Linked DNA regions of Homo sapiens: region 2 is linked to region 1. Evidence: read pairs that join two places in POLR2A ChIA-PET (ENCODE). Cell type or tissue: GM12878. All regions are shown on one strand. Each heading gives the region's core, and the rest is flanking DNA. Links, peaks and the distances in the headings are about the cores only. Region 1 overlaps IRAG2 (inositol 1,4,5-triphosphate receptor associated 2). Region 2 has its middle 71 kb from the start of KRAS.

Region 1 (16,705 bases), core at 3,376-11,375:
ACAGTAGCCATTGTTTTACTTCCTTCTATATGAAGCATATATTTGTTCTAGAGGCATTACAGGTCCAACTCCAAACATGTAAAGCAGAATGCAAAGGTGAATGCAAATTGTGGTCATAAGCCAACTTGTTTTGCCATGTGGAAAATATGGAAATAGTTGCTATGCATTGCACAAAACATCTGTTGAAATAAGGCTTTCAATTTGAATGCTTCAAGATAGACTGTTTCTAAAACCCAAGATTGCCTGGTGAGCAAGCAGATGGGCAATTTAGACAATCTTATACTAGCTCATCATCGCTTCTGAAACACGGCTTCATTGGCAATTGTAAGATAGTATTCTGAATTTGTATTTTGGAGATACACGACCTTCAGAAACACACGATGGCCACTTCTTATTGCTTTGGTTGCTATTGTTTAGATGTAGATCAGAAGGAGCACAGGGCCTTCCTTCTTAATACAGTTAAGACAGAATTTTTTAAAAATTTCATCTTTACCAGGGTCCTAAGTATTAATAAGAAATAAATTTTAAATTACTTTTGTAGGTTAGAAATACTTATTTTTTTTTCCCCTGAGACAGAGTCTTGCTCTGTCACCCAGAGCTGGAGTGCAATGGCTTGATCTCGGCTCACTGCAACCTCCGCCTCCCGGGTTCAAGCAATTCTCCTGCCTCAGCCTCCTGAGTAGGTGGGACTACAGGTGTGTGCTACCATGCCTGGCTAATTTTTTTGTATTTTTAGTAGAGACAAGGTTTCACCATGTTGTTCAGGCTGGTCTCGAACTCCCGACCTCAGGTGACCCATCTGCCTCGGTCTCCCAAAATGCTGGGATTACAGGCATGAGCCACCGCACCCAGCCTAGAAATACTCTTTTAAAAATATGCTTTTCTTCCTATGTGAGGGAGATGTTTGAAAAACAAACATCTGTTTTGCTCCTAGTGGGCCTAGTAACACTATGTCAAGCTTGATTGAGAAGTAAGTTATTTTTACCAAAAAAAAGTCCTATAAAATAAAAAATTTACATAGGTAATTTTCTACATAATTGAAGCTTTTAGAGCCTTTTTCCTGAAAAAAATTAAAAATTAGATTATGTACTTCTTTTCATTAGCATTATGCTCATGACTCAGAATTTCTCCAGGCTATTAAGATATAAAACTGTTGGTTTATAAAATAAGAAGCACCAGATTTCTATGTATTTTGGATGCCAGAGTATCTGCTGTTAATAATTTTCCTGGCTGTTAGTGATTTTAAAAAAAAGTGGTAGCTATTAATATGCTTCCATCTAGCAGAGCTCCTTATATCCTTGTTTAAGTTTTGCTTTTAATCTTCTTTGGGCTGAGAAGGCAGTCAAACTGGTGAAAATTATGTATATACCCAGAGCCCACTGCTTGAGTTGAAGTGTGAGGTTTGCCACGTGAATAAAGGGCATAAATATCAGTATCTATTCTAGTTGTTCAAAAGATTTGGGTTTATTTTCTGGTTTTGGCTATGTTTCAGAGAGTAGGATTTGTCAAATAAATAATATGTTATTATGTACATCAAAGAGCTAGTTAAATATTAGGTACTTTTCCCCCATTTCCATTATTCCAGGCATAAGACCTTTAGAGATTTTACTTAAGCAGAAAAACAAATATTTTTAGTTTCACAGAATGATACCCTGAGTTAAGCTCTGTTCCATGAGTCTAATCTCAGCTCCATGATTTACCAGTTACCTTTTCAATCGTCTGCACATCAGTGTTCTCATGATCTGAGATCTACTTGTAGGATTCTGGGATCCTAGGGCTGTAATTTGAGGGCTCAAGCAGAGGCTTATTGGAGATAGGATTTCTTTATCAGTAGGAGGTCAGACTGAATGACCTCTAAAATGTATTTTCTTTTTTTTTTTTTTTTTTTTTTGAGAGGGAGTCTCGCCCTGGAGTGCAGTGGCATGATCTTGGCTCACTGCAACCTTCACCTCCCAGGTTCAAGTGATTCTCCTGCCTCAGCCTCCCAAGTAGCTAGGATTACAGGCATGCGCCACCACACCCAGCTAATTTTTGTATTTTTTTTTTTTAGTAGAGATGGGGTTTTGTCCTGTTGGCCAGGCTAGTCCCAAAGTACTGGCCTAAAATGATCCACCCACCTTGGTCTCTCAAAGAGCTGAAATTAGAGGTGTGAGCCACTGCACCAGGCCTAAGATGTATTCTTAGCTTAAGATTAGACAATTCTGTGACTCACTTCTAGAAGACAATTCACATGTATCTATCAAAGTAAAATTTAAATACCCAAGGGAGATAATGGCTTATCTGTTCTAGCCTGGTTTTCCATTTTTCCCGAGTCATAAGTTGAGAGTGCCATTCTCAGAAATCATTATTTTCCCTTTCCTTTTCTTGAGGCCCCAAATTTAAAGCCATTAAAAGTTTTTGAAGCAATGAAATGAATTAAAGGAGACAAGGTTAAATATGCTCATACTGGGCATAGTGGCTCATGCCTGTAATCCCAGCACTGTGGGAGGCCGGGGTGGGTGGATCACCTGAACTCAGGAGTTTGAGACCAGTCTAGACAACATGGTGAAACCCATCTCTACAAAAAATACCAAAACTAGCTGAGTGTGGGTGGCATGTGCCTGTAATTCCAGCTACTTGGGAGGTTGAAACAGGAGGATGGCTTCAGCCCAGGAGGCAGAGTTTGCAGTGAGGTGAGATCATGCCACTGCACTCCAATCTGGGCAATAGAACCAAATCCTGTCTTGAAATAAATTCATTAATTAATTAAATTAAAATGGTCATATTGAGCTGGTTATAAATTCTCTTTGTAGCAACAATTGAGTCACTTCAAAAGGAGTTCATTGAAGGGGAACACCATGGCTTGCTGTTTCAGGTAAAATATCTCTGATATGTGTTCAGTTACTGTGGAGGAAGTTGTTCAATTCATGTAAGGTTTTGAAGCTAATTTATAACAGACAATGACTTTAATCATTAAATTAAATAACCAGTTTAGAAGAAAATGTTTTGGTGGACTTTGTTCTCTTCTGCACTTAAAGTATTTAGCAAAATAAGAAAGGAGATCTTACATTAGTGAGTGGCTACTGATAATATCTTCTAGAGAGGAAGCATTTCAGAATTTTCTTTGCCCCACCACTATATCTATTAGCGAACAGCCAGTTTTTCAGTCTTGGGGACCTCCTTTCTGATAGTAAGGGCATATCATTCAATTTATAATATGCTGAAATTTTGAGTATTCTTGAATAGGCTTTGATGGTTACTGTCTCTTTTTTCTTTCTCATATTTGAATTAAACTTTCTATTTCTTTCTGTATGGGTCATCTCAAGATATCCCTGGTAAAGTGTATTTCCTTCCCTTGTGATACTTGGTGAATCTCCTTTTTGTTCAGAAATGAAGAACATAAGGGAACAGCAAGGCAGCAAGGTTGGCACTGGAGGAAGATGATGGAGGAGGAAAGAAAGAAGGGTGATATTTGCATGTATCTGTTTCTAGGGCATCATGCAGACACATCTGTTAAAGCAGGAAAAAAAAAACCATGTGGAAGATTAAGCTAGGCAGAGTGCCTGAAAAGCCCTCTGCAATAAGTTGAGCTGGAAAAACCTCCATATCTAAAGATGCTTTAATCATCTCAAGAACACCAACAACATTTTCTATTATAATATAACTATGATAGATGTGAATCTACCTCTTGGATTAAGGCAATAATTTTATAGCTATCAAATTTTCACAGACACCATTTTCACTACTCTGAGTTGCATCTCTAACAAGCTTCTTTAGCCTCTGCCTACAGATTTCAGTGACAAAGCCATTCAGTTTCTTGTTCCCGATCTTCAGATTTCATTCCTAGATCAAGTAATGGGGCAAATACAATGGGAGGTTTAAAATTACAAATGTGTTCCCTTGGAGTAGAATACAAAAAGAACTTGTCAATTTCACCCACTTTGGGTAGTGTCATATCTTCTATTAAGTCTAATGTGTTTGGGATCTTTGACTCTTTCATCATTCTGTCTTTGAATACACTCTACCATTTTCTCTTGACAGAGCTTTTTAGATGAGGAATTTCCTCACTATGATTCCCTGTCCTGCGCAGATGCAATTCAACAACCTCTTCAAGAAAAATTGGTAATTGCGAGCTTTTTGAAATTATTTAGGTAGTAATTGTGAATCAACAACTATCCTGTAATAGAAAGCTAAATCCAGTATGTATCAGTAGTCTTAGAACTGCATATATTGCTTTTATCAAGAGATTATCAAGTGAGGCAACAGATACGTGTTTTTGTAAATGTACACATACACACACACAAACCTAGTTGGTCCTTTGTCGCCCAGGCTGGAGTGCAGTGGTGCAATCTCAGCTCACTGCAACCTCCGCCTCCTGGGTTCAAGAGATTCTCCTGCCTCAGCCTCCGGAGTAGCTGGGATTACAGTCATACACCACCACGCCCGGCTAATTTTTGTATTTTTAGTAGAGATGGGGTTTCCCCATGTTGGCCAGGCTGGTGACCTGAAGTGATCCACCTACCTTGGCCTCCCAAAGTGCTGGGATTACAGGCATGAACCACCGCACCCGGCCTGTTTTACTTTTTTTAATTGCAGTATCACGAAGAATTATGTAACTAAGTTTATTCCTCACCTATACCTCTTTCCTCAAAGCCTTTGTTTACATCAAAGTGTCAATTATTTGGAGTTGATGATGTTAGCATTCTCCTAGATTACTAAATTGTGACTTTTAAATAAGAATCATAAGTTACTCATATGTATACCTTTTGATCAAACACTTGAAAGCTTTTTTACTTGACAGAATTTATTTTCTTCTTGATCTCTCTCACAGGGTCACTTGAGACTAGTGATATTCTTTCCACCTTTGAAATGGAGGTAGTAGATTATGAAATATATGTTACATTCCTTTAGATGGCTAATACTACTTGGTTTTCTGTTCAGAAGCAGTGTTGCCACAAACTATATGGTGGTCAAGAAGCAAGAATACATCAGACACCCCTGACCTTGAAACATACGTGCTGGTACACACCTCTGCTGGGTAAGCCCCCCTTCTATACCTGCTCAGACACAAGTAGGGGTAGAGTTCTATTTGAAAGGGAAAATAACTAGTTATTATTACATTTGTATAGGAAGAATTGTTGAATACGTGTATATTTACCCCTGAATTCAGTCAATCAATATATATTTGAGTACCTGCTCTGTGCAAGGCAACATATTATGCATGATAAAGAATAAGTCCTGGCCAGGCACGGGGGCTCATGCCTATAATCCCAGCACCTTGGGAGGCCACAGCAGGTGGGTTGCTTGAGCCCAGGAATTCGAGACCAGCCCGGGCAACATCTCTAAAACAAACAAACAAAAAAGAATAAGTCCTAAAGTAGCTCACAGACTAGCAAGGAGACAAGACCTGGACTCAGAGAAGTCAAAGATGATTCCATGGAAGAGGTTAGAGTTGAACTGGCCTTGAAAGATTAGTTGGCTTTGGAAAAGCAAAAAACATCAAAAAAGTATTCTAATGGGTGAGAGTAACATGAGCAAACAAAACAAAAAAAATAAGAAGAGAAGTAAGAATCAAAAGCCTTAAGTGTTTGAAAAAGAGCCAAAGGTAGGCAAGTCATTTTGAAAATGAAAGGTTTTGGGTTGAGATACAGTAGAAGAGACATTTGGAGAAGGAAAATTGGGTTGTGGGTCAAATTTATACTCAATGCCAAGAGAAAGAGCTTTATTCCAAGAAGTGGTCAAAGTAGTGACACCTCTCAGGATAACATGGATGCAGTTAAAAGCTAAAATTAACGTCTAGTTCTGAAATGACAAAAAGAAATGATTATCAAAGTAAATTTAAGAAGGAATAAAGAGAAAAAGTAGAGTGATTTGTGGATCATTTAAATTTGAGAAGGAAAAACTACTAATACTAATGGAGTGTCTATTTTGTGTCAGGCAGTATAAATTAGTGCTTTTTAGAGATTACTTGCAATAACTCAGTAACAATAACCACCACCAACAGTGGGAGTACTTAAACAGTGCTTGCTGGCCAGGTGCAGTGGCTCAAGCCTGTAATTCCTGCACTTTGGGAGGCCGAGGTGGGCGGATTGCTTGAGGTCAGGAGTTGGAGACCAGCCTGGCCAATATGGTGAAACCTCGTCTCTACTAAAAATACAAAAATTAGCTGGGCATGGTGGTGCACACCTGTAGTCCCAGCTACTCAGGAGGCTGAGGCAGGAGAGTCACTTGAACCCAGGAATTGGAGGTTGCAGTGAGCCGAGATTGTACCATCACATTCCAGCCTGGGTGTCGCAGTGAGACTCAGTCTCAAAAAAAAAAAAGAGAGAGAGAAAGAATGCTTGCTATGTGCCAGACACAGTTCTATGCTCTTAACATATCTATTAACTCATTTAATCCTCAACACATCCCTGTGAGGTAGATGTTAATATAATTACCATTCAAAAGATAAGGAAACAGAGGAACATTGAGTTAATAATTTGCCCAAGGTCATCTGTCACTTTATACATAAGCAAACTGAGGCTCAGAGTGGCTTAGTTATTTATTCAAGATCACACAACTGGTATGTGGCAGAGCCAGGATCTGAACCAAAAATTTCTGATTGACCCTAAACCCTATGTTTTTTCTATTAAACTCTGCTGCTTCCTATACTCAGAAACACACATAACAAGATGGTTTTCCCTAATAAATGATTTGTGATCTCAACCTATTTCCCCTACCATTCTTTGATGGGTTCTAATTACCATGTCTAATGCTTTTCTCTTCTGGAGGCTGCAAAATTGTTCTGTAAAAGACCCGATAGTAAATATTTTAGTTTCTGCTGTAACTACTCAACTTTACTGTTGCATCACACAAACAGCCATGGACAATGTGTGAACAAATGGGTGCAGCCGTGTTCCAGTAAAACTTTATTTATTTTTTGAGACAGGGTCTCACTTTGTCATTTAGTGGCACGAACACGGCTCACTGCAGCCTCAACCTCTTGGGCTCAAATGATTCTCCTGCCTTAGCCCCCCAAGTAGCTGGGACTACAGGCACATGCCATCACACCCAGTTAATTTTTGTCATTTTTGTAGAGATGGGGGTTTGCCATGTTGCCCAGGCTGGTCTCAAACTCCTGAGCTCAAGCAATCAACCTGCCTCGGACTCCTAAAGTGCTGGGATTACAGGCGTGAGCCACCACATCTGGCTACAGTGAAACTTTACAAAAACAGGCAGCTGGCTGGATTTTCACCCGCTGGCTGTAGATTGTTAACCTCTCTAGTTGCTTAGTGGGCAGGGGTTTTCTGACCTCTCCCACACTTAAAAAAACTTTTTTGAAATTATTATTTTGTAAATATTATTATTAGAACTAAAATTATTTTATATATATTAATATTACTATCATTCCCAAATGCTTTGTTAAAATTAAGCATTTGACGTTTTTACCCTCTGTGATTAGGCATCAAGGGAGTTTATGTTAAAATGTGAATAGAAGCGGGTTAACTTTCACTTTTTCAGTCTCTCAAGAAGGAAAGACTTTATGCTTCAATATAGTTTGAACCAGAAATTGGTCTCTATTTTTATTTTTTTCTGTTCTACTGCAGATGCCTTATCTCTGGATAGTTTTACAGCAGTTCCAACCCTGGAATCAACACCTTTCTCAGGTGTAGCCAACCAAATCCACACTCTGTGTGAAAGGCCCACATATGGAGAAGTAAAGGATGGTGCTTTGGATGTAAAAAGACAACACAAGTAGGTTAAGAGCAAAATTTACTTACTCTACTCCTCATGGGTGGCCCATTCCCATTGCCTAACATTTTAATTGGTCAGATTTTCATAACGTGAGATCACATCTTTATTGTCGAACTTCTCTAACTTCCTGAAAATTTACAATTTCTTTCTTTCTTTTTTTTTTTTTTTGAGATGGAATCTCGCTCTCTTGCCCACACTGGAGTGCAGTGATGTGATCTCGGCTGCCTCCCGAGGTCAAGCAATTCTCATGCCTCAGCCTTCCAAGTAGCTGGGACTACAGACGCATGCCACCATGCCCAGCTAGTTTTTGTATTTTTAGTAGAGATGGGGTTTTGCCACGTTGGCCAGGCTGGTCTCGAACTCTTGGCCTCAAGTGATCTGCCCTCCTCGGCCTCCCAAAGTGCTGGGATTACAGGTGTGAGCCACCACGCCCAGCCGAAAATTTACAATTTTGAGATAAAGTTATTGCTGTAGTTTTCTTGAAGTGTAGTTTTCTTGCTTTTCTTGAATTTCATAATACCACTCTAAAGCTTAAAAGACAAATTAGACTACCTAAAATGTTTCCACTTTTTAGGACTATACCGTAGACTGCTAAGTTAACATAGGTAGATTTTGATCATAATTCTCTTTCTTTCACATTCAAAGTTAACACATCTTTGGGAACCTGTCCTTGTCCCTGCACCCTACCCTCTTCCTCTTTAAGTACACAGACTAATCTTCTAATCTAAAGGAAAAACACACTCACCAATGGAGTGTTTTTTCCTACTGTAGTCTCAATACCACACTTCTGATACCAGATGTGTGGGGGTTTTTTTCCCCACACTCCAAGCAATTTTCCACACACCAATCACTTCTCCAGCCGACATGAAATGGGCGTCCAGTAATTCAGTTCAATTCCAACGTTATCTACCTGGAAATAGCATCCGATTCCACAGGTTAAGGGCTCAGTTCCACAAGGCTGGTCCCTGCTTGAGATGCCCCTTGCAGGTTCCAGACTGTGACCTGTGCTTCTGACCAACTCTCTATAAATTGGGGGTTGCCAAGATCCCCTTCTTGGGTTCAAATAATTTGCTAGAGTAGCTCACAGAACTCGGGGAAACACTTTCCTTACATTTATCCACTTACTACAAAGTTTATTTTATTCATTTATTTATTTATTTAAATTTATTTTTTTGGAGGCAGGATCTCACTCTGTCACCCAGGCTAGAGTACAATAGTAATTTGGGCTCACTGAAACCTTGACTTCCTGGGCTCAGGTGATTGTCTCACCTCAGCCTTCTGAGTAGCTGAGACCACAGGTGCCTGCCACCACACCCCGCTAATTTTTGTTTTTTTGTTTGTTTTTTGAGACAGAGTCTCACTCTGTTGCCCAGGCTGGAGTGCAGTGGCATGATCTCGGCTCACTGCAACCTCTGCCTCCCGGGTTCAAGCAATCCTCCTGCCTCAGTCTCCCAAGTAGCTGGGATTACAGGCCCTTGCCACCATGCCCAGCTGATTTTTGAATTTTTAGTAGAGACAAGGTTTCGCCATGTTTGCCAGGCTGGTCTTGAACTCCTGACCTCAGGTGATCCACCCACCTCAGCCTCCCAAAGTGCTGGGATTACAGGTGTGAGCCACAGCACTTGACCTTGTATTTTTCACAGAGACAAGGTTTCTCCATGTTGCCCAGGCTGGTCTTGAACTCCTGGACTCAAGTGATCCTCCCATCTCAGCCGCCCAACATGCTGGGATTACAGGTGTGAGCCACTGTGCCAGGTGACAAAGTCTATTTTAAAGGATACAAATGAACAGCCAGATGAAGAGATACATCGGAAAGGTTTGGAAATGTCTCGAGCACAGGAGGGTCTGTCTTTGTGGAGTTGGGGTGTGCCATCTTCCCAGCACATGGCTATGTTTTAGTTCACCAAATCAGAAGCTTTCCAAGTGCTGTCCTTTCAGGTTTTTATGGAGGCTTTACTAGGCACGATTGATTAAATCATTGGCCATTGGTGATCACCTCAGCCCCCTCCCCTCCCAGGAGCTTGGCAGGGTGGAGTTGAAAGTTCCAACGCTCAAACCACAGATTGGTTCCCCTGGCAACCAGCCCCTCATCCTGAGGCTATCCAGAAGCCCACCAAGAGATACCGCGTTAGAACAGAAGATGCTCGTAATACTCAGGAAATTTCAAGAGATTCAGGAGCTTCGCGTCAAACACTCCTATCACTCGGGAAATTACAAGGTCTTAGACACTCCGTATCAGGAACCAGGATCAGAGACCAAATATTAGAGTAAAGATTCCCCTAGCACCTCTGTCTACAAGGATTTTAGGAGGTCTGTCTCAGGAACTGGGGGCATTGATCACAATATCAACGACATCCTCCTAAGTTAACTTAGACAGGTTTTGATCCTATTTCTGTTTCTTTCACACTCAAGGTTAACAAGCCTTTGGGAACCTATACCTGTCCCTGCCCTCATCCTCCTTCGGTGCTCATTTGCACCTGCCTTTTTAAGTATACAGACTCATCTTCCTTAGGAAACATTAAAAAATGTCAGTGCATTTTGTGAGGGCCTAATCTACCTCAATAAAATTTCCCTTCTATATTGAGGGTGAGGAAGGATGGCTTTGAATTGCAAATGCTTCATTTTCATTTTTGACTGGATTCTCTGTTGTTTGTAACCTCTCTCTGATGGAGGTGGGAACTCTCTTTCATTATGTGTTACTTAAACCATGAACTTAATTAGAAATTTGATAAAATTAGGACTGGGCGTAGGGGAGTGAGAACCATGTTATAGTTTAGTATCTGCTAAGATTTGCAGTTTTTTCACCTGTAGTAAATAACTCTACTTCCTACTGCCAGGTGCCCAGGCCCCACAAGTGGCCCCAGCCCAGGAACGAATCTCTCAGGCTGCATCAGGATGAATGATGACCCAAGTATGGAAGTGAGTGTTGGACTGGATTTTGGTTTCATTTTCAGTATTACCATATCCTGTTCTTCTTCTATGGGTATTCTTTTTCCCTGTCTTTTTTATTTTTTAAGTATTATGGATATTCTTGTAGCAAGTCTGAGTCTGCTATTCCAAAACTCAGATGCATGAGAAATAGCAACCTTTGAAGTCAAGAAATTAAAATTATTTAATATGAGGGCTTTCTACCCTGTGTTTAGTATGCACTGTGGGTTATAGAACCAAAAAGAGATTTCAATGAAGTGAGCTAAACTTTTTGTTTGAGAGGCAGGCTGGTTTGGGACTTAAATTCACGAATGACTGTAAGAAGCCTCAGATCCCATTGATTCTCCAAGAATTGAGGTCGAGGCTGGATAATCTTTGAGGGGCTGGTACCCTTTGTCAAAGACCACAAAGCACGGCCATGCCCATGGAGAGTAGTAAGGTATTAATTGGCAAAGTTAGGTGCTAATGCCACTTTTCTACCCAAGAAGAGAATAATGCTAAATGACCTGAGAAGGTCACTTAGGTCACTGTCTCTATCATTGAGATGTGGTTGGAATGCCTTCCACAGTCTGCACCCTGAGCCTCGTGATCTTCTCAATCAAACAGAGCAGGCAGTTCTGTTTCAGGATCTGGCAGTCCATCATTCTTCTTTCTTTTACATTTTAATTGAGATATAATTCACCCACCAGACAATTCATTAATTTAAATTATTCACTTAAATGACTTTCAGTATATTCACAGAGTTGTACAACCATCACCACAATCGGTCTTAGAATACTTTGATCACCCCAGAAATAAACTGCGTACCCATTGGTAGTCTCTCCCTATTTCCTCCTGTCCCCAACCCCCAGCTGGAGGCAACCACTAATCTACTTTCTGTCCTATAGATTTGCCTATTCTGGACATCTCATATAAATGGATTCATACAATATATGGCCTTCTGTGCCCAGCTTCTTTCAGTTAAGGTTCTCAAGGTTCTCAGCATAAGGTTCTCAAGATTCATCCATGTCATAGCATGATATCAGTACTTCATTCATTTTTATGGCTCAATAATATTCCACTGTATAGATACACACCACATTTTGTTTTTCCATTCATCAGCTGATGGGCATTTGAGTTGTTTTTACTTTTTGGCTATTGCAAGTGATGCTATTATGAGCATCAGTGTATTGGTTTTTGTGTAAACATGTTTTTAATTCTTTTGGGTGTATTCCTGTGGCAGAGTTACTGCATCATATGGTAACTCTATGTTTAATGTTTTTGAGGAACTGCAAAACAGACTTCGAGGGTGGCTATATCCTTTTACATTTCCAACAGCAATGTATGAAGATTCCGGTTTCTCTGTATCCTCATTAAATATTTGCCTATTTTTTATTAAAGCCATCTTTGTGGGTGCAAAGTGATACCTCACTGTATTTTTGATTTGCATTTCTCTCATGATTAATAATGAACATCTTTTCATGTGTTTGTTGGCCATTTGTATAACTTCTTTGGAGACAAGTCTACTCAGATCCTTTGCTCATTTTAAAGATGGGATTATATTTCTTTTCACTATTGAATTGTACAAGTTGTTGTTATTCTTCCTGTTGAGTGGGTATATGGCATTGTTTTTGTTCATAAATACCTGTCTGAGCAGCTAAGAAAAAGGAAATGAATCTATTTTGCTCTTACCTAGAGGCCAAGGTGGGCGGATCACTTGAGGTCAGGAGCTCAAGAACAACCTGGCCAATATGGTGAAACCCCATCTTTACTAAAAATACAAAAATTAGGTGGCGGGCACCTATACTCCCAGCTACTTGGAAGGCTGAGGCAGGAGAATTGCTTGAGCCCAGGAGGCAGAGGTTGCAGTGAGCCGAGATTGCGCCACTGCACTCCAGCCTGGGTAACAGGAAAAGACTCCATCTCAAAAAATAAAAATAAAAATAAATTGAAAATTTTTAAAAATATATCTTGCTCTTACCTAGCAATTCTTATAAAGTTTTAGTAAAGGAAGTTGAACTTGGAAGCTTACAGGATGTTTGGTTATTAGTAATTTCCCTTTTATCTGGCACCGAGTTTACCAAGAAGAAGGAAGAAACAAATATCAGTTGTGTGCCAGGAACTTTGTACAAAAGCATTCCCACATGCCATGTGATTAATCTGCTCCACACTTCTCTGCTTTTTACAAAGGAGGCAACTGAAGTTGAGGGAGTTAAATAACTTGCCCATGATCACTCAATTAATAAATAACAAACCTGGGATTAAAATTCAGATTTGTCCAGCTTCAAAGGATACAGGCCTTTGTCATGGCTACTCTTAGTACACTGAATTTAGACATTTTAATCATAATTACTTAGCATTACCTTGAAAGTATTTTTTTTTTTTTTTGGCTAAGAAATGTACTGCCTTTTATATCTAAAAGGACCTCCATATTGACTCTTATTAGGATATGTGACTGCGTGGTTTTGTCTGTGCTTCACACCCATTAAGAAATAGGAGCTGGGCTGGGCGCAGTGGCACACGCCTGTAATCCCAGCACTTTGGGAGACCGAGGCAGGTGGATCACCTGAGGTCAGGAGTTTGAGACCAGCCTGGCCAATGTAGTGAAACCCAATTTCTACTAAAAAATACAAAAATTAGCCAGGCATGGTGGCAGGCGCCTGTAAAACCAGCTCCTTGGGAGGCTGAGGCAGGAGAATCACTTGAATCCGGAAGGAGGAGGTTGAGTGAGCCGAGATCGTGCCATTGTTCTCCAGCTTGGGCGACAAGAGCGAAACTCCATCTCAAAAGAAAAAAAAAGAAAGAAAAAGAAAAAAAAGAAATAGGTGCTAACAGACATCACAATCGAGCCTCCAGTCACATGCTCCTGTAAGTTCCCTGAAGATTTTCTTGTGTCTTCTGTAGTTTGCAACAGCCCAGGAATTAGTCTGTTGGCTGCACCTTCTGACTGATCCCACCAATTCTCAACCTTCCCATTCCAGGTTTCTGCTCCACTGGAGAATCTCAACAGCCTGGTAACTGTACTCTCTGCCTCTGACCCTTGTCCCTTGAGCAACTCCCCACCTACCATCATTTTATACTCACATTATCTCTTAAGAAAATAGAAAGCTCTCCTTAGAAAACGCTTTTCTAAGCATTGTCATTGGTAATAATTACAGGGAATTAGAGTAAAATATAAGATATAAATTATTTTAAAAACATAATATATGTTTATCATCCCAGTGGACACCCCAGACGATGGGTGTTTTCTTAACTCCTTGTCTCTAAATGATGGATTCTGTCAATCTCTACAGCCTTATAACAAACAACTTGACCTGGTATTGGAGTCCCTCTCTAAACTGGTTGCAGTCTACCTTTTTACCTTTATTTCCCCATTGTTGTGTATGGTTGTGCCTGTACGTCAGCCAAACCAGGTAGCCTATATTGTCAGAATATATCACGCAAACGTGTTTGTGCTGTTTTCTTTGCCCAGAACAATGTATGCTTTTCCATTTATCAAAATTCTATTAGACTGTCAAGCCCCATTTCAAAAACCAATAAAAACTTTTTTTGTGGTAGCATAAAATGTTGACATTCAAGCATCTCCAGTCCTTCTTGAGGTGGAAATCATAATGGATTAAGAGTGGGGAGATGAGGTTTTTCTGTGGGTTGGCCTCTGTGTGAGTCTGGGAAAGTCGTGTTTTCAGGCCTGTTTCCTCATTTCTCAATGATCCAACTCAGAAAAAAACTAAGCTCACTTCCTTCTTTAAGACCCTTGTAATTCTCTGTGCCCCACATTTCTTGTCATCTGTATGCTGGTTTGCATTGTAGTTATTTATTTTCTTATATTTATTTGTGTATTAGGTGATAAAATTGCTGGACAGTACCTTTATTTGGCCATTAACCAATGCGCATGTAGCACCCTGCATAGGATTATATACAGTAGCTGCCCAATAATATTTGTTGAATGCCTATTTATTTAGGTTGTACTCACTACAACGTCTGTTTAAAACACTGAGAGTGAGCACTCAATTAGCTTACTGCTTTCTGACTCATTTCTTGGGCTGGTGCTCCTAAGAACTTGAGATTTACTTTCTGTTCCTTCCCCATATTCACAGAGGAAGCTGTCTTCTAATATCTTTCCCAGAAGGCACAGTGCAATATAAAAGTGAACATCATTATTCATAAGCAGGTCTTTGGGAGAGCAAAGAACGCTAACAAGGTTAATGTCTCAAAAAGAACATCTCAAAGTAAAATAATTTGGAGCCCTGTTTGGGACATTCTTGAGGAAGAAAGAACTTCTTTATTCACCCAATAAATTAGTTTATTTGGGATATTCTGGTGTAGTTAGGAAAGAAGGAAACAAATTATTTCCAGTCCTTATCTTTTGGAGATTCATTCTGAAATATTTACGGATAAAAATGTTATGATGTCTGCCATTTGCTTCAAAACAAGGTTTAGAGGGTGAGAGTTTGAAACAAGATTGGCCATAGGTTGGTAATTGTTGAATCTGCATGACGGATATACCAGGATTCATTAGATTCTTTGTTTTGTCTACTTTTGTATTTATCTGAAATTTTTCCTAGTAATGCTCTAGAATCTTTAGCCACATAGCATAGGCTGTAGAATGAAGCACATCTAGATTGAAGACTGGCTTTATTACTTATTAGCTGTGTGAACTTGGACACATGACCTAACCTGTCTGAATTTGCTGTGTCCCCTGTGAAATAGACATTGATTTTCATAGTTCTTTTGAGGATTCAAATAAACACACACAAATACTTTACATATATACATATATTTCCACATATCTGTATCACTGAGTTCTGGCCTAACCTGTCCATGGAAACAAACCAACTAGGTCATATGTAGAGGCAAGACACTGCCTCTCAATGCCTTGTTTCCCCACTTGCTGATGACTAAGAAGGCCTTTCCTTTCATGGAGTCATTTCCCAACATTTCCAGTGAGTTCCAGAGGTGAATACCAAATATATCCCCATGTTCTTCAGGCCTCACCGACTAGTGGCTTCCATGCAGACTTTTAACCTCTCGAGAAATTGTGGGGCCAAGAAGTTGGTTTCACGACTCATGTCTCTGCAGTTCTTTTGGTTTGTTGTCCACACTGTCCTATGACAACAAAGTTGATTCTTCCTTCTATCTTACTTCAGTCTCAACTCTGACCCCACCAAGATACTCTGTAACATACGCAAAATACCTGAATCATAGTAAAACCTCAAAAAGAAAATTAGCTGGTCATATTTCCCAGAATCAGAATTATCAGCAGCATGAAGGCCAGAGTATATCTTGAAACAAGCCAATGATTTGGAGATGAATTTCTCTGTTTTTCTTTTGGCTGTTAAAAAAATTACATATACCAAATATTAAGTGTCTTGTCTCTCTTTGCGTTATCCTTCATGTTATTACATGCTTTTGTCTAAGATGTACTATCACTGGGAGGCGGTGATTTATTAAGGCCAAGAACAGGATCAATTTAAAAATATCTCAGAAGATTTTCTGGCTATTGTCTGTCCTGTTCTTCCAAGTTGTATGTGGGTGCAGCATTAATAACCTTGGAGAATAAATAACATTGCCAGTTGCAAAATTGGAACATGTAGAAGTTGACTGATAACTATATTATAAATGAACCTGAAAGTGGTGGGTGTAACCTGTAGATCTGAGGGTGTGGTATACCTTTAGTTAGAAAGAGAAAAAATAAATGCAAACCTATAAGCAAATTTAGCTTTGTTTAGGTTCCAGTAGTTCTAATCTTTTAAAATTCAACTTAGCATTGTTCCTCTTTTTGGAACATTTAAACAGACGCTGAGTCAAGTCAGAAGTAAGTCTAATAGACTCTTTGTTAAGTTATTTTTTTGTTCTCAGAAAATCACGTTTATTTAAGTATCAGTTATCTAAAATGGGTCAAATAGTAAACATTACATTGGAACCATAAATATTTATTAGTAGAAGGTTTCTGATCACAAAATCTGTAGTTTAGTATTTCATATAAAAGAGCAAAAATAAAATAATCCTGGGATATTAGGCCAATTAATCTTAAAAGTTATTTTTTATTGTTCATGTTGTTCAATCTAAATATTGAAATAATATT
Region 2 (16,705 bases), core at 3,712-11,711, 260 kb after region 1:
CAGCTAGAATAAAGCAGGCAGAAAAAGTTGGAAGGACTAGACTTGCTGTGTCTTTCAGTCTTCATCTTTCTCCTGTGCTGGACGCTTCCTGCCCTCGAACATCAGACTCCAGGTTCTTCAGCTTTTGGACTCTCGGACTTACACCAGTGATTTGCCAGGGGGCTCTCAGGCCTTTGACTACAGACTGAAGGCTGCCCTGTTGGCTTCCCTGCTTCTGAGGTTTTGGGACTCAGACTGGCTTTCTTGCTCCTCAGTTCACAGATGGCCTATTGTGGGACTTCACCTTGTGATCATATGAGTCAGTACTCCTTAATAAACTCCCCTTCATATGTACATTTGTCCTGTTTGTTCTGTCCCTCTAGAGAACCCTGACTAATACAACAAGGATGCCCACTTTTACCACTTCTATCCAACATAACACTGGAAGTCCTAGCCAGAATAATTAGACAACAGAAAGAAATAAAGGGCATCCAAATTGGTAATGAGGAAATCAAACTGTTGTTGTCTGCTGATGACATGATCATATACCTAGAAAACCCTGAAGACTCATCCAAAAAGCTCCTAGAGCTGGTAAATGAATCCATCAAAGTTTCAGGATACAAAATTAATGTACACAAATCAGCAGCTCTGCTATAGCTCTGTTAGAACAGTGAGCAAGCTGAGAATCAAATAAGAAACTGAACCCCTTTTACAATAGCTGCAAAAAAAAAAAAAAACCAAAAAAAAAACTTCGGAATATACTTAACCAAGGAGGCAAGGAGGTGAAAGACCTCTACAAGGAAATCTACAAAACACCACTGAAAGAAATCATAGATGATGTAAACAAATGGAAACACATCCCATGCTCATGGATGGGTAGAATCAATATGGTGAAAATGACCACACTGTCAAAAGCAATCTACAAATTCGATGCAATTCCCATCAAAATATCATCATCATTCTTCACAGAACTAGAAAAAAATCCTAAAATTCATATGAAATCAAAAAAGAGCCCACATAGCCAAAGCAAGACTAAGCAGAAAGAACAAATCTGGAGGCATTACATTACCCAACTTCAAACTATACTGTAAGGCCATAGTCACCAAAACTGGATGGTGCTGGTGTAAAAATAGGCACATAGACCAATGGAATAGTATAGAGAATCCAGAAATAAAGCCAAATATCTACAGTAAACTGATCTTTGTCAAAGCAAGCAAAAACATAAAGTGGGGAAAGGACATCCTATTCAACAAATGGTGCTTAGATAATTGGCAAGCCACATATAGAAGAATGAAACTGGATCCTCATCTCTCATCCTATACAAAAATCAACTCAAGATGGATCAAAAACTTAAATCTAAGACCTGAAACCATAAAATTTCTAGAAGATAGCATTGGAAAAATCCCTTCTAGATATTGGCTTAGGCAAAGACTTAATGAGTAAGAACCAAAAAGCAAATGCAACAAAAACAAAGATAAATAGATGGGACCTAATTAAACTAAAAAGCTTTCTGCACAGCAAAAGAAATAATCAGTAGAGCAGACAGACTACCCATAGAGTGAGAGAAAATCTCCTCAATCTATATATCCAACAAAGGACTAATATCCAGAATCTACAAGGAACTCAAATCAGCAAGAACAAAACAAACAATCCCATCAAAAAGTGGGCTAAGGACATGAATACACAATTCTCAAAACAAGATATACAAATGGCCAACAAACGTATGAAAAAATGCTCAACATCACTATTTATCAGGGAAATGGAAATCAATACCACAATGTGATACCACCTTACTCCTTAAAGAATATCCATAATCAAAAAATCAAAAAATAATAATAGATGTTGGCGTGGATGTGGTGAAAAAGGAACACTTTTATACTGTTGGTGGGAAAGTAAACTAGTACAACCACTATGGAAAACAGTGTGGAGATTCCTTAAAGAACTAAAAGTAGAACTACCATTTGATCCAGCAGTCCCCCTACTGGGTACCTACCCAGAGGAAAAGAGGTCATTATATGAAAAAGATACTTGCACATGCATGTTTATAGCAGAACAATTCACAATTGCAAAAATATGGAATCAGCCCAAATGCTCATCAATTAACAAGTGGATAAACAAAATGTGGTATATATGTATATACCATGAAATATTTCTCAGCCATAAAAAGGAACAAAATAATAGCATTTGCAGCAATCTGGATTGAATTGGTGACCATTATTCTGAGTGAATTAACTGAGGAATGGAAAGCCAAACATCATATGTTCTCACTCATAAGGGGGAGCTAAGCTATGAAGGCACAAAAGCATAAGAATGATACAAGTTTTTGGCCAGGCACAGTGGCTCAGGCCTGCAATCTCAGCACTTTGGGAAGCCGCGGTGGGAGGATCACTTGAGGTCAGGAGTTCGAGACGAGGCTGCCCAACATGGCAAAACCCTGTCTCTATTAAAAATACAAAAATTACCCAGCATGGTTGAGCAGGCCTGTAATCCCAGCTACTGAGGAGGCTGAGGCAAGAGAATTGCTCGAACCCAGAGGCAGAGGTTGCAGTGAGCCGAGATCATGACTGGGCGACAGAGAGAGGCTCTGTCTCAAAAAAAAAAAAATGATACAGAAGTTTCAGTGACTAGAGATTGCACCATTGCACTCCAGCCTGGGTGACAGAGCAAGAGCTTGTCTCAATAAAAAACAAAAAAACAAACAAACAAAACAAAAAAGAATGATACAATGGGCTTTGGGGACTCATGGCAAAGGGTGGAAAGGGAGTTAGGAATAAAAGATCACTTTGGGTATGGTGTATACTGCTTGCATGATGGGTGTATCAAAGTCTCAGAAATCACCACCAAAGAACTTATTCATGTAACCAAATACCACCTGTTCCCCCAAAACCTATTGAAACAAACAAACAAAAAGTGATTCCAAGTTAATTTCCACTCACAGATTTAACTCTGGCTGTATCTCCCTGGTTTGCGCTAAGTATACAAATGGCATCTAGAACTTGCAAAAGGGTTTGAAGGTTCCAGAGGACAAGCCCCAATCAAAGGATCCCCCTTGCTGTGAAAAGTATCTCTCATAATGTATTTTCCTCTGCAAAATACCTGTCATCTGAATCTGTAGTTCACATACTTTGTGTCAGTATTCTCTGCACCCGAGATGGCAAGAGGCTTTCCTGCCTGGAGTGCTATACCGTGAGGAGTGATAGATGGCATTCATGATGAGTAACAAAGAATCTCTACGATTGGACAGAAATTCCTGCAGCTGAGTCTGAATGGCCTTGTGTAGCCCAAGTGTCACGAATAGATTGTGCTCACCCTAAAAGCATTGTCTAGTTGGTGGGTTCTGGTATCGCCTCAGGTTCTTTGATCATTAGCCCATCTGGAACAAAGGCGCAAGATACCCAATCCCAGGGAGTTTTAGAAGAAAAAGCCCTTTTGGAAAATATTTTTTATGGCTTGGGTGTAGTGGCTCATGCCTGTAATCCCAGCACTTTGGGAGGCCAAGGTGGGCGGATCACGAGGTGAGGAGATCGAGACCATCCTGGCTAACATGGTGAAACCCTATCTCTACTAAAAATACAAAAAAAATTAGCCTGGCGTGGTGGCGGGCGCCTGTAGTCCCAGCTACTGGGTAGGCTGAGGCAGAAGAATGGCGTGAACCCGGGAGGCGGAGCTTACAGTGAGCTGAGATTGCGCTACTGCACTCCAGCCTGGGCAACAGAGTGAGACTCCATCTCAAAAAAAAAAAAAATTCTTTTTCTATATATCTGTGTGTTTAAAGAGTGCGAGAGGGTGTGCGTGTGTGTGTGTGTGTGTATGTGTGTGTGTGTCTAAAGTCTATTCATTCCCTAATCAAGACCTTGGAAGGTAAACTCAAGTAGTTCTTTTGTTTGACAAGGTCAACCAGAAGAAAGAGGAAAAACTGAAATTTTCTTATTAACACCTTCTCTTTTGGTAAACTTGCATTTTAAATGGAAAAGTTTTATATCACATGGCTAAGCTAAAAAGTTAAAAGAATTTATGAAGTTGCTACAAATATCCAAAAATATACACTATGAAAAGAAGCTCAAGAGGACAATAGTTTCTCTAAAAGCAAGGGGGGAAAAAAAAAAGCTCCTGACATGACTTTATAAAACACCACAACAAATATTTTAGGCATTCATGAGAACTAGTTCTGGAAGCCTGTGCAAAGAAAAGACATATTCTTTTCCAGCACCCACATAGTCGTAACTACCCTCCCGACAGTCTTCAGAGTTCACATAATTGGCCCCTAGATTTTCAAATGCTTTAGCCAAGTCCCTGGAGTAAAATATTTGCCATTTAAATGTGCGTTGCTTCCTTCAGTCATGTCAGTTTTCAAATGTCTTACTTCCTTCTTTGTCTAATATTTAATCTTGTTGCTCTATATGATCTATTTTTTTTCTCCTTTTAGAATGAACATATAGTTTCAGGGCAAAGAAGCGTTTCCAGGATTTAGAACATGTTATATTACTCAATTTGGGTTTAGTTTGTTGATAAATTTAAAATCTTCATGCTGATATATATGAAGTACAAGAAGGAAAATGTCTTTCTACACCTTGAAGATGAGAAGGAATTATTTTGGTATATCAAGTCTCCCTTCAGGTAACCAGCTAACATACATTTATTTATTTAGTTGGCCCAGGCTGGAGTGCAGCGGTATGATTACAGCTTACTGCAGCTTCAACCTCCCAGGCTCAAGCAATCATCCCACCTCAGCCTCCTGAGTTGCTAGGACTACAGGCACGTGCTACCACACCCAGATAATTTTTTATTTTTCAGTTTTTTGTAGAGACGTTGTCTCATTATGTTGCCAAGACTGACCTCAAACTCCTGGGCTCAAGTGATCCTCCCGCCTTGGCCTCCCAAAGTGCTGAGATTATAGGTATGAGACACTTTGCACAGCCCAGCTAATATTTAAAGTATTACGAATATTTCAATCAGACAATTTTTAAATCCCATACATATTTGCTAAATACCTATGTTGTACATTGCACAGGTAATAGAGGCTATGAAGATTAATAAGGCAGAATCCCTGTCCTGAAGAATTTACAGCCTCATGAACAAAGTAGGCATACGAGTCTAATTTCCTATTCTGCTGTGATAATTGAGTAGTATTGGATTATTGCTAAGCTGGCATGCTCCCATCCCCAAATCAACATTGTTTCATGGTATAAGAAAACCTCTCTGTTAAGTTATTGTGATTTCATTTTGCACATTAATTTAGATAAAGAAACAGAATTTCATAAAGATTATATTACATAAAGAAACAGAATTTCATAAAGATGATATTACATTCCTTTAAAACCATACAGCTAGTAAGAGTTAGAACCAAGACTCAATCTCAAATATTTGTTTAGTTACAACATATATCCATGTTATTTGTCTCTATATTAATATAAGCATTTTTATGTACAGGAAGGCACTGTAATGCAGGGGTTTATAATTCACTAACTATACTTTCTAAATTTTTAAATGTCTTTTCTTGAGAAAAAGAAATGACTTCATAAAGTAATTACACAAAGTTACCTAGTTGTTCTCCAGCTCCACTGAAGAGACAAGAAAGAAAGGTTGGAAAGTTTCGGTTAGAAATAAGACTTGAGGCCAGGTGCGGTGGCTCATGCCCGTAATCCCAGCACTTTGGGAGGTAGAGGTGGGCAGATCACCTGAGGTCAGAAGTTTGAGATCAGCCTGGCTAACATGGTGAAACCCATTTCTACTAAGAATACAAAAAAATTAGCTGGGCGCGGTGGCGCTCGCCAGTAATCCCAGGTACTCGGGAGACTGAGGCAGGAGAATCACTTGAACCCAGGAGGCAGAGGTTGCAGTGAGCCGAGATCACGCCATCGCACTCCAGCTTGGGCAACAAGAGCGAAATTCCATCTCAAAAAAAAAAGAAAGAAAGAAAGAAAGAAGACTTGGGCTATTAAACACTAAACTGGCTATTGGTGGTGGTTGTGCAATCTCTAAACGTATCTTAAAAACAAGACAAACTAATCTGCTCAGGGAAATTTTTTTTTTAAAGAACAGTGGAGTTTTATTGTATCATTGCCATTAATTTATTTTAATTACTATAAAGCATGTGTTAATATAGTCTCTGCTGATACTGAAATTTGTCTTTACTTCATCAAAAGTTGTCCCTAACCGTTAAAAAAGTGTTCAGGTTATAAATGGACAAGAAGCAACCAAGCTGACTTATTTCTTATTTTCTTAGTAGGTCAGTGTTGGGGACAGATTCTGGTTTAGGACTGATGAAACCACATCAATTCCTTTTTTATACCACTTCAAGGACTACACAAAAGAAAAGGTTTAGCTACATCTGACTTCTTCATGACACTGCAAATAAAGCAAGCCAGTACCTATTCCCTCTATGTCTTTATGAACTAATGCTACATACAAAATTCAAGACACAACTGTAATGATTTTTACTTAGGGAAAATTTTAAACATACTTTCTGCCTGAAGGGCAAAGACTAGGTCCAGTAATTTCAAAACCCCTATAATTATATGATTTAGGAGAAAATGCAGTGAAAACCTCTTTTTTTATCCCAAGTGGAAGAAAACATTGAATGTCTAGGTTGGTGGTCAATAGTGTACAGAATGAACTTTACTTTGTGTAAGCTTTTAAAATAGAGACATTTATCTCAAACTTTTTTTGTTGTTTGCTAAATTCTAGAGTTAGAGACTTGTGATCAATAGCCCAGACACTTCTCCATTGTACCAGCCAACTTTCCCCCTGAGGAAAACAACTTTAAACTTCAGAGACAAAAACGAGAAGTGCTCAGATGTGAAAGTTTCACTAGCATTTCTTATCATCAGACATGCATTCATCTAGCATGTATAGCAAACCTACTATATTTAGACACTATGCAGGATACCAGAAGGAATACAGAGGAGACGGCATAGCACTTGTAATTGAGCCAAGCACAGCAGTTTTATTGGGATAGGTTTGATTCACCAAATGGCAAAGAATCTGTGTGATGAATTTGCAGTTCTAATTAAAATTCCCCAGAGTCGGTTCTTTAAGTCTCAGCCCTAATTCATTTCCAGAAAGCCCTGTGGTTTTAAGGTGATTTATATTGCTTCTGCAAAGACTGTGGAGAAAGCTCTTGGCAATCACATGTCTTGTACAAATACAATTTACAGATCAAATCAGAGAAAAAGTACCGTAGCAACTCTGGGGGAAGAAACCATGAAATGTCCCAAACCCCATACCGTTCCTAACACACATAGGCACCTGATGTGTATTGACTAAATAAGAGTGCTATGTCAGATACTAGGAGGCCACAAAGGTTAGGAATGCATAATTCCTCCTCCCAGGAAGCTCTCACCTCATGGGGACAGGGTGAGACAGATGACTGTTAACCAGACAGACTTGCTTGTGTCAGATCCCTTAGCTCTCCCAACTTGGCCATCACAGAGGTCATGGGTACTGTGTTTAAAGGTGTCATGAGCCCCTGAACTTGGGCTCAGGAAATTCCCATCTGCTCATCTTGCAACTGTCAACCTTGAACTTCCTCACACATCAATGCATCTCATTCCTGACCTTTTTGGTCCTAATCGTTGGTGTCTAGCTTCACGGAGACTGGCAACCTCAGTTAAAACTACTTACGTTGGTGCTGCTCCGGACAAACTTTTAGGAAAGTCAGCATAGTGATAAGTGAAGCACAGACTCTTGACGATTTCAACTATCTGCGCTATATGTATTTGAAGCTTGGCTGTGCTATTTATAATGATTTTGGAAACCTGGCATAACTTTTTGTGTATGCTTCAGTTTCTTAATCTTCTGAATTACGATCCTAATAGTGCTTAACTCATAAGGTTGTTATAAGGATTAAATGAGTTAATATCTCCAAAGCACTTAGAAATGTTTCTGGCACATAGTTTTTATGTCAAGTAAAGGCTATTTCCTGTGGTTTCCTCTTGGTACCATTTTAATAAATGCAGACAATTGGCCCCATGGCCACATGGCCTAACCAGACACCACCAGTTGGCAAAGAGCATGAGTGATCAAAAGTAAGGAGCTAGGAAAGTAAAGAATGTCGAATTAAGGGTCCAGTCTGGCTAAAGCACTGGGCTCAGGGGACTGCATATGCAGCCGTGATTTTAAAAGGTTGACAAGGAACAGGTTGTGGAGAAACTTAAATACTAAGATGGGGAGCTTGTCATCTATTCTGTAAGCCATGTAGCATTGCAAGATAATAGTGCTCTAGAAGGAGTTCTAGCAGTAGTAACGAGGATGGACAGGAGGCTGGGAGATAAGCAAGAAAATATTTTTAGAAAAGTTGCAATCATCAGGCAAGTGGTAATGAGACGCAAAACTAAGGTGGTGACAATGTCAGTAATATCAAAAGAGAAAATGTTACAATAAAAGAGACTATTTGTAAGCAAAACTAAAAATGTATAAAAATTATTTGCCTGGCTGTGATACGTCAGGCACATAGAAGGTGCTTTGTGAACATTGTTTCATTTAACTGGTGCAATACCTGGGCTGAGTAAATATGGGTACCTGATTAATTCAGATGAAGAAACTCAGGGAGATCACGCAATTAACCTGAGGTCACAGTTCTGGAAAGTGGCACAACAGGGATTCAACCCAAGTCAGTCTGGTTTCAAAGTTTCATCTTTTTTTTCACCGTTTAAATTCATGTAGGGTATGAGAGAAAGGGAGAGGCTGAATGTGCTCCCAAATGCTCTTGGAGGCTGAAAATGTATTAGTTTAGATGAGAACATTTCAAAGATGAGATGCTTCATTTGGCTTTGAAATTTAAAATTTTAATTGTTTTGGAGATATGGCAGTTTAGCAGGCAACTGGAAATTCAGATGCTGAATTAGGAGAGAAGTCAGGACTGGAAACACGTATTTTGGAGTCATTTGCAGAAAGTTGAAAAAGTTGAGTAAATAAGCTTTCCAAAAAAGATCACCAAAGAGAGTAAGATAAAAAGAGGGTCAAGAAAGACTCTTTGTAGTATTTCATTTAATGAGTAGAAGTGAAGGAAAATCTGTGAGGTACAGTGAGGTTAAAGGTTCAGAGAGGGGAGTCTAAGACTTCAAGGAAGAGAATTCAACAGGAAGTAGGTGTCAGCAGTGTCAGATGCTGCCGAGATCAGAGAGGGTAAGAATAGAGAAAAGTCCAATGAATTTGTGTTTAGGGAGGCCACTGGGGACATTTAGGAGAACCATTTTTGTAGAGTGGGAGACCTAGATTTAAAGTGACCATTTTGTAATGAAGGTAGAAAAGCAGAGGGGACATTAAAATGGGGATGGGAAACACCCAGCATGTTTCCATTAATAGGTCAAGGAGAAATCAAGAAGAATCAAGAGTGATTGACACTTTGTAGAAGGATGACTGATGGAGGGCAAGGCCGTGGAGAAGGCTGGAGAGAATGAGAACAGGGCATAGATGAGGAGTTTTCCCTGGAGAGGGGGTTAGTCTCTTCCTCTTTAGCCATCTGAAGAAATTCAGGGTAGAGGCAGTAAAGGACATGTTGCCTGCTCTCTCTTTCCTTAAAAAAGTAGATGCAAATAATGATCTGCTAAAGTTGAAGGGCTTCGATGGGGTATTTGAGGGGCAGAAGAAGAGTGTAAACAATCCAGGGCTTTCTTTTTTACCTTTTACTACCATATTGTTAAATGACTCATTGCAGACACTGCATTTCCTTTGTCTTCCCTTTATTGGCTTGTGGGTTGTTTTTACTGGCATCAAGCGTGAGATATAGTATACTTCCAGCTCTTTAAAGTGTTCTCATTTTTTCCTGGAACTTAGGAAATATATTTACTATTTCATGTAAAAAGTGAGAATACCAAAAGAGGATACGATTGTCACAAAACAATAAGCAAGTTAATTAAATAAGATATGGCAACTCAGCATAAAAATACTGAAGTGATGAACCATAAATGAGATTTTTAAAAAATGAATTCCTTAAAATGATAGTTAAATCACTTAAGTAAGCTTTGTCTTAGATGGCCATCACATTTTCTAAGCATTATCCCAGAAAAATGAGAAGCATATTTTTACTTTCAAGCATTGTTCCTCATACTTCATTTGCCCTATTTCAAGATAAGAAGAAATATCTTTCATAATGTGAGTAACAATAAAACCACTACTGATGATAACGGTAATAGAAACATTCCCAGTTCTTCCAAATTGTAGGTCAGGGACTGAACTTCAAAGGAAAGACTCTGAAATTCATGCAGAATGGGATGAATTCCAGCCCACCCACTGCAAAATGCTTCCCTACTCATCTATTTTCCAGAGATATGCTTAGTGTCGTGGGCATGCTCAGGGATTTTCCTGGTCATGGAGAAATGGCTGGTGTGTAGCTGCTCTGGTTCAGTTCTCATAGCTCTCTGAGGGACACAGAAAAGGGCTGAATCCAGCAGCTGTCTTAGCTGAAAGCTAAGGGGAAAAAGTGAGAGGGGGATGGTGAGATCAAACTTTCATGTGTGGCCCATTTTTGATGTGGCTGAAAGAACTGGTTAGAACAACACTTTTCATCTTGAGGAGCTCAGATATTTTTGGCCTCCAGATAATTCTATATGTGGATGGGCATAGTAACTAGCACAAGATTAAAGAAAAGACGGAAGAGGCACTCAGTGATGTATTTAGTTTGTTTAGTAAAGGCAGAGGTTTAATCACACACTTGCATTTTCCCTCTTCAAAACTTTTTCCCTTGAGGAAGAGCCATGCACTGTTTTACTGTTTACTAGGTGACAGTAAATTCTGTAATATGCATAGTGTAACTCTATGTTAGACAGTTACATAAATTAACCCATTTAATATTATCAACAACCCTGAAAGGTATATTTTGTTGCCTCAGTTTTGGAAGTGGAGACACCAACTGTCTAGAAAATAAGCCAATTTCCCAAGACCATTCAGCTAGAAAACAGAGAAACTGAAATTTGAATACAGATTGTGTGGATACAAAGCCCATGCTCCACCAAAGGAAGCTTATCCATGGACTTCCCCTACCCCTACCCACACATATACTATAGCCCTCCACCCAGAGATAGTCTTATTTTTTCTCTTGATTAAAAAAATAATAATAATTCCAGGGCAGGGTGGCTGAAGCCTGTAATCCCAGCATTTTGGGAGGCCGAGGTGGGAGGATCACTTGAGGTCAGGAGTTCGTGACCAGCCTGGCCAACATAGTGAAACCCCGTTTCTACTAAAAATACAAAAATTAGCAGGGCATGGTGGTGTGCACCTATAATCCCAGCTACTTGGGAGGCTGAGGCAGGAGAATCACTTGAACCCAGGAGGCGGAGGTTGCAGTGAGCTGAAATTGTGCCACTGCACTCCAGCCTAGGTGACAGAGTGAGACTCCATCTCAAAAAACAATAATAATAATAATTCTAAATTTTAGGCTTAAAAAGTCCTGAAGAAGAGAGCTCTAAGATTTGACTTCTGAAAGGTAAGTTCCAATGTTACCAATGTTCACTCTGTTAAATTTTTATGAGACTCTAAACCACTTTTAAAAATGTAATAATGGTCTTTGAGCAAAATTGGAAAATACACATACATACATAATTTAGGATACACTGAAGTCTGGCTTCAGCCTCCGAATTCAGACAAAATTTACTGTTTGGTTTCAGTTTCAGACTTGACCTTGACTTTCGAAAGGCAGAATGGTTGAATGCCTACTCTATAATATAATGTCAGGAACACAAACAAGGTTTGTTATTCTGATTAACATTAATATCTGAATATTCACTTTCAAATATAAGTGATTATAATATTATATATAGTATAATATGAATACATAAGATTTCTATTATAATGCTCATCATGTAAGTATTCCAGATAGTACTTTGAGTAAAAATTCACTTGTGCGCTTTGTTCCAGTTTTGACAGTTGAAGTATAAATGCATTTTTACTATTCTGAGAGTAAAATGCTATAATAATTAATGATTATAAAGTTACTAATTTTATCTACCAAAAAAGTTCCTCAATTATTAACAGCTTTCAAATAGTTAAGTAGAACAGGATTGACAGTTACTATGAAAATAGATTTATAATCCCTTATCTGAATTCCTTGGGATCATATGTCCTTTGAAATGAAGAACTATTCAGATTTTAGGGAGGTAGTAGATTGCATGTACTATATTTATCAACCTTTCCAGGGGTCGGGGGGTTAGGAAACAAGTCGATGTAGCACATTACTATGTGGTAAAATGTGTGACCATTCCCACTAAGCCTCACATCAGATCACACAGATTCTGTGGCCAAATGAGTTATGAAAATATTTCCATTTCTCAGAGCTTTGGATGTTTAAATTGGACATAAAGGATTGTGGACATTTTAAGGGAGGCATTCCTAGACAACGTTAGGAAAAATAACAAATTATTTATAAATAAATGTTCATAAGCATAAAAATAATAACATAAGACAGAAATATCGAGATACTGTTAAAATTACATCATAATGCCAATCTTAAGAGTTGTTTTGTGATGTGAAATTTTTAACATTAAACAAAAATAAACTTTTAGGATTGCATTTAACTGTAGTCATTTAATTCCACATAGACCATTTTTCAGGAAAAAAAAGACCCTATTTGGGATTACTTTAAACCTTGCAGAATGAACTAAAATAATTCAGTGTTACCATCTATAAATTTCACAAAAATGAAAAGCTCTAAAATTATGTATAATAACACTCATGATAAAGATAAAGCATATGATAGCCAAAGAAAAACTAAAAAGAAAAAAAAAGATAAAGCACATGATGGAAAGAACAGAATCTTAGAGAAAGAGAAGTCACTCAAAACATACCTTGTACTCACTACTCAAAACTCCAAAGCAATAGCCTTTATAAGAGTGCTTTAAGATACTTTCTTAGGATTTTGAATCTATGGATTCAAAAAATATTTTAAAAGCTTGTTAAAATGATTGTTACAGATTGTAACCATGTAAAGATAAAGGATATTTTAGACTTACCCAAGCTGTGAGTCCTAGGTACAACATTTCTTCCAGAAAACATGTTACTGAAAATTATTTTCTGCTTTGCACAGAAAAGGTGAGTGTTGCTATTATATGTGCCACTTGAAAGGGGGCGTCTCTCCAGTAACACAAATGCAGGCGCTAAAACCATCTTAGCCAACTTTGCTAAGAAATGACTGTTCCTGAACTGTCATATCAAACTGAAAATTTGTCTAATTTTTAATAATATAATTGTAATCATAATACAGTTTTAAAAAATAACACTTCTGATTTATTTTTGTATCCCAGAAGTTGACTCTCTAATGGTGATAATAACATTCAGCTTTGCTGAATATTGATTTTAACACATGGCCACTTGGCCAAAATGTATATTTGGTACTACATATACGGCAATTTATATATATTTATCTTTATTTTATATACAGAATCATGATGCACTTACTGGCTAAACCATTCCTCTGTTCTTAGGTTGGTTATCTTGCTGCCCAACAACTGTCTTAAGTAGTCCAGTGGAAAACGTCTAATTTTCAGATTTGGGCTACAAAACTGTACAGTTACAGATTTTGACAGTATGTTACTAATGAAAATTAACTACTATTTATTGAACACCTATTAGGCGTCACACATTGATCAAGGTACCTTCAACAACAGTGAAAAAGTGGTTTTGGTGTTATTCCAGTTGTACAGATGAGTAAATTGAGACTCAGATTTAAATGTTAACTTAGAACTCAAGCCTTTTTTTAACTTCAATTTGAAGGTTATTTTCACTGTATCAAGTGTTTTTCAAAATTGAGTAAAGAGGGAGAGAGCCATGAAGACTCTAAATATTGACTTAAATTATTTTATTATATTATTTAAAATCACATACAAATATTAGGTGAGGGAAAACTCCTTAATTATTGTGGCTTTCATATGACAATAAAATCAAAGAAAATTAACAAATCAGAACCAAATTACAATATACCTCTACAACATTAATCTGATGACTGATGTTCTGCGGAAACTAAGCTGTCAACGTCGAATTAAATAGTAGAACAATGTGTTTGTGTTTTTGTCTACATGATTCCTTTGCTTTCTCACACGAGGAATCCCTTGACTCACTGCCATTGTCTGGGCATTTGAAATTCTTTTTAATGTTTATCATTTATTATCTTGTTCTGCCAACAATTTTAATAGTTTCCTGCAAAATAGAGTACATGAGAATAGTTTTTTGGCCAGGCACAGAGCCTCACACCTGTAATCTTAGCATTTTGAGAGGCCTAGGTGGGTGGATTGCTTAAGCTCAGGAGTTCAAGACCAGCCTGGGGAACATGGTGAAACCTCATCTCTACAAAAAAATACAAAAATTAGCCAGGTGTGGTGGCTCGCACCTGTAGTCCCAGCTACTCGGGAGACTGAGGTGGGAGGATCGTTTGATCCCAGGAAGCAGAGGTTGCAGTGAGCCAAGATCGTGCCACTGCACTCCAGCCTCGGTGACAGAGTGAGACCCTGTCTCCAAATAAATAAATAAATAAATAAATAAATAAATAAATAAATAAATGTATTAAAGAAAAAGAGAATAGTTTTTTAAAGTTTTAAAATTGTAACTATGCTAATGTTAATGAACTGCCATGAGAGGGACTGTATAAAACATAATATGTACACTCCAGACTCCTGCTCTAGCATAGAGTTGTCCACTACAGCACATTTTCTCTTGAGTTCAACAAGCCAGTAAATCATGCTCAATGTAATGATTCCATTTTCCTACCACTTTCCTCTATTCAAATCGCTGGGAACCTTTGCTTGCTTGTGCAACAAAGCATGATGTCATTTGGCTTGCTATTAACCTGCTCAGAAGCAGAAATGCAAACGAGGACACCAAAACCACGTGACACTACTCAGCTATAAGATAGTTATTCTGATGATTCACAGCATGCTTATCTTAATTGTTTTAGATTAAAAACAACAACAATAAAAATGCACAAAATTAAAAAACAATTATCTTTGGACTTCTGTACTCCTGAGAAGACAAACATGGAAACAAACATAGGTTCTCTTAGATATTAGTAGACGTGCTGTAAACAAAACAAAATTTAAAAACTTCCATTGTTGAATATGTCCAGGAAACCCATTACCATATTAAAGGCTTTGAGAAATTCCAGTTAACTTTGTTTTGCTCAGTTCAAACTAGAATGTATTTTGGCGAATGCCAATGTAAACAACAATACACTAGGTACTAGAATCAATACATCTAGAGAGAACCACATAACTTCAGAGACAAATCATCTCAAAATGTTGACTGGCAAATTGCTTTCAGCTCAGATTTTCTAAAATTTGTTTTTCTTTTTTTCCACAGCTCAGTCTTCAAAGGTCTACAGAAATCGGATGTCTGTTTGTACGATATTAAGCACACATAGTAATATCTGTATTCAATTTAACTCTCATCTTAAAAAGAGGAATTGTATTTTTAGTTTGAATATGCACAATGCCTAGTGCATTGTCTTACATGTCATAAACACTCACCAAATGTTTAATATTTGACTGATGATGCAATTTATCCAAGCCCTAATTGTAATTCACAGGCATGATTTTTGTTCATAATAACCACGTCCTTGGAGACTGAAGCAAATGGACACAAATGATAAAGCCAGAGTACTGTTGGGAACCTCTAGCCTTGTTGTTGTTGAATAAATATTCATGGTATATGCATGAATAAAATATATGGTAGGACATTTTTATTTATGAATACAATAAACAAGATTGAAAAGAACATGGGATATATTTTTAGCTAGTGCCTTTCCCTTTTTATGGGACTGGATGGTTTGATGCTTCATATTTTAAAAAGGTATTTTCACCTCCTTTGAGATTTTTATGAGTCCTTTTTAGTTGGGAAAAACTGCTGCCTCCTGTAGCACGAGGTCTGTAGAAGCTGCTTGTGGATTTTGGCCCTGGGGATGTAGGCGTTATTGTGTATTTCTATAATTTCTCAGGGATATGTAACTTGCCTATAAAAATATGCCTGTGGGTTGAATCTTGGCAGTTAACATTTCAGTAAGAGAATATATTTAGTAATATCTGAATGTCTAAAAGAGTAACACATAGGTAAGCTATTTTAAAAAACTGGGTGACAAAAACATTGGTTGTTATTGCCACTTTTTGAATGTGTTTTGCTATAAGTAAATATCAGCTTTAAAATTTATTTTTTAAAAAACATTTGAGAGGCAAGGATTTGGGTTAGCTCTGCATTGGCTCCCCTCGTCATGAAAAACAAAGAACTCAAATCCTTCATTTGGAAAACTGGTGACACTGAGCTAGACTTTCTGAGGATCTGACATCTTTGCATACTAGGTATTTCCGTTGCCTCTGTAGTGTTGACATAAGTCAATACATACTGACTTTCGTTTTTGGGCTCAATTTTTGTTTGTTTGTTTGGTTTGGTTTTTGAGACGGAGTCTTGCTCTGTCCCCCAAGCTGGAGTGCAGTGGTGCAATCTCGGTTCACTGCAGCCTCCGCCTCCTGAGTTCAAGCGATTATCCCACCTCAGCCTCCCGAGTAGCTGGGAATAGAGGTGTGCACCACCACGCCCGGCTAATTTTTGTATTTGTAGTAGAAATGGGTTTTCACCATGTTGGCCATGCTGGTCTCAAAGTCGTGACCTCAGGTGATCTTGGGCTCAAATTTTGATGGGTAGTAATGATCTGGAGATCTGGAGTTCTCATTATGATCTCTCTTTTTCATTAATTCAGTTAGTTTAAAAAGTATGTATAGAGAGTGTTTAGCATTCTTAGCCTTGTATT

The links. ChIA-PET counts read pairs that join two places held together with the same protein. Peaks named below come from ENCODE experiments on the same cell type or tissue, not always from the same donor. Only the 100,000 strongest peaks of a DNase experiment are listed, where the experiment ranks them.
Region 2: POLR2A ChIA-PET joins it to region 1 with 6 read pairs; 3 of 35 experiments call an interaction of 5 or more read pairs at or near these places.

The regions. Positions count from the first base shown.
Region 1 is chr12:25,058,800-25,075,504 of GRCh38, forward strand. IRAG2 (inositol 1,4,5-triphosphate receptor associated 2) reads left to right here. Exons shown (of 22, transcript NM_001366544.2): 2 at 2,793-2,854; 3 at 4,021-4,101; 4 at 4,921-5,017; 5 at 7,566-7,713; 6 at 10,551-10,632. The coding sequence starts at 10,609. Among named protein-coding and RNA genes, the nearest start is that of IRAG2, 14 kb to the left of the region's middle. In GM12878, for the core only: no CTCF peak of the experiment used is centred there; no DNase peak of the experiment used is centred there; H3K4me3 peaks cover 201 bases.
Region 2 is chr12:25,313,478-25,330,182 of GRCh38, forward strand. No RefSeq gene overlaps it. Among named protein-coding and RNA genes, the nearest start is that of KRAS, 71 kb to the left of the region's middle. In GM12878, for the core only: no CTCF peak of the experiment used is centred there; DNase peaks (open chromatin) are centred at 6,784, 7,134 and 7,474; H3K27ac peaks cover 1,796 bases.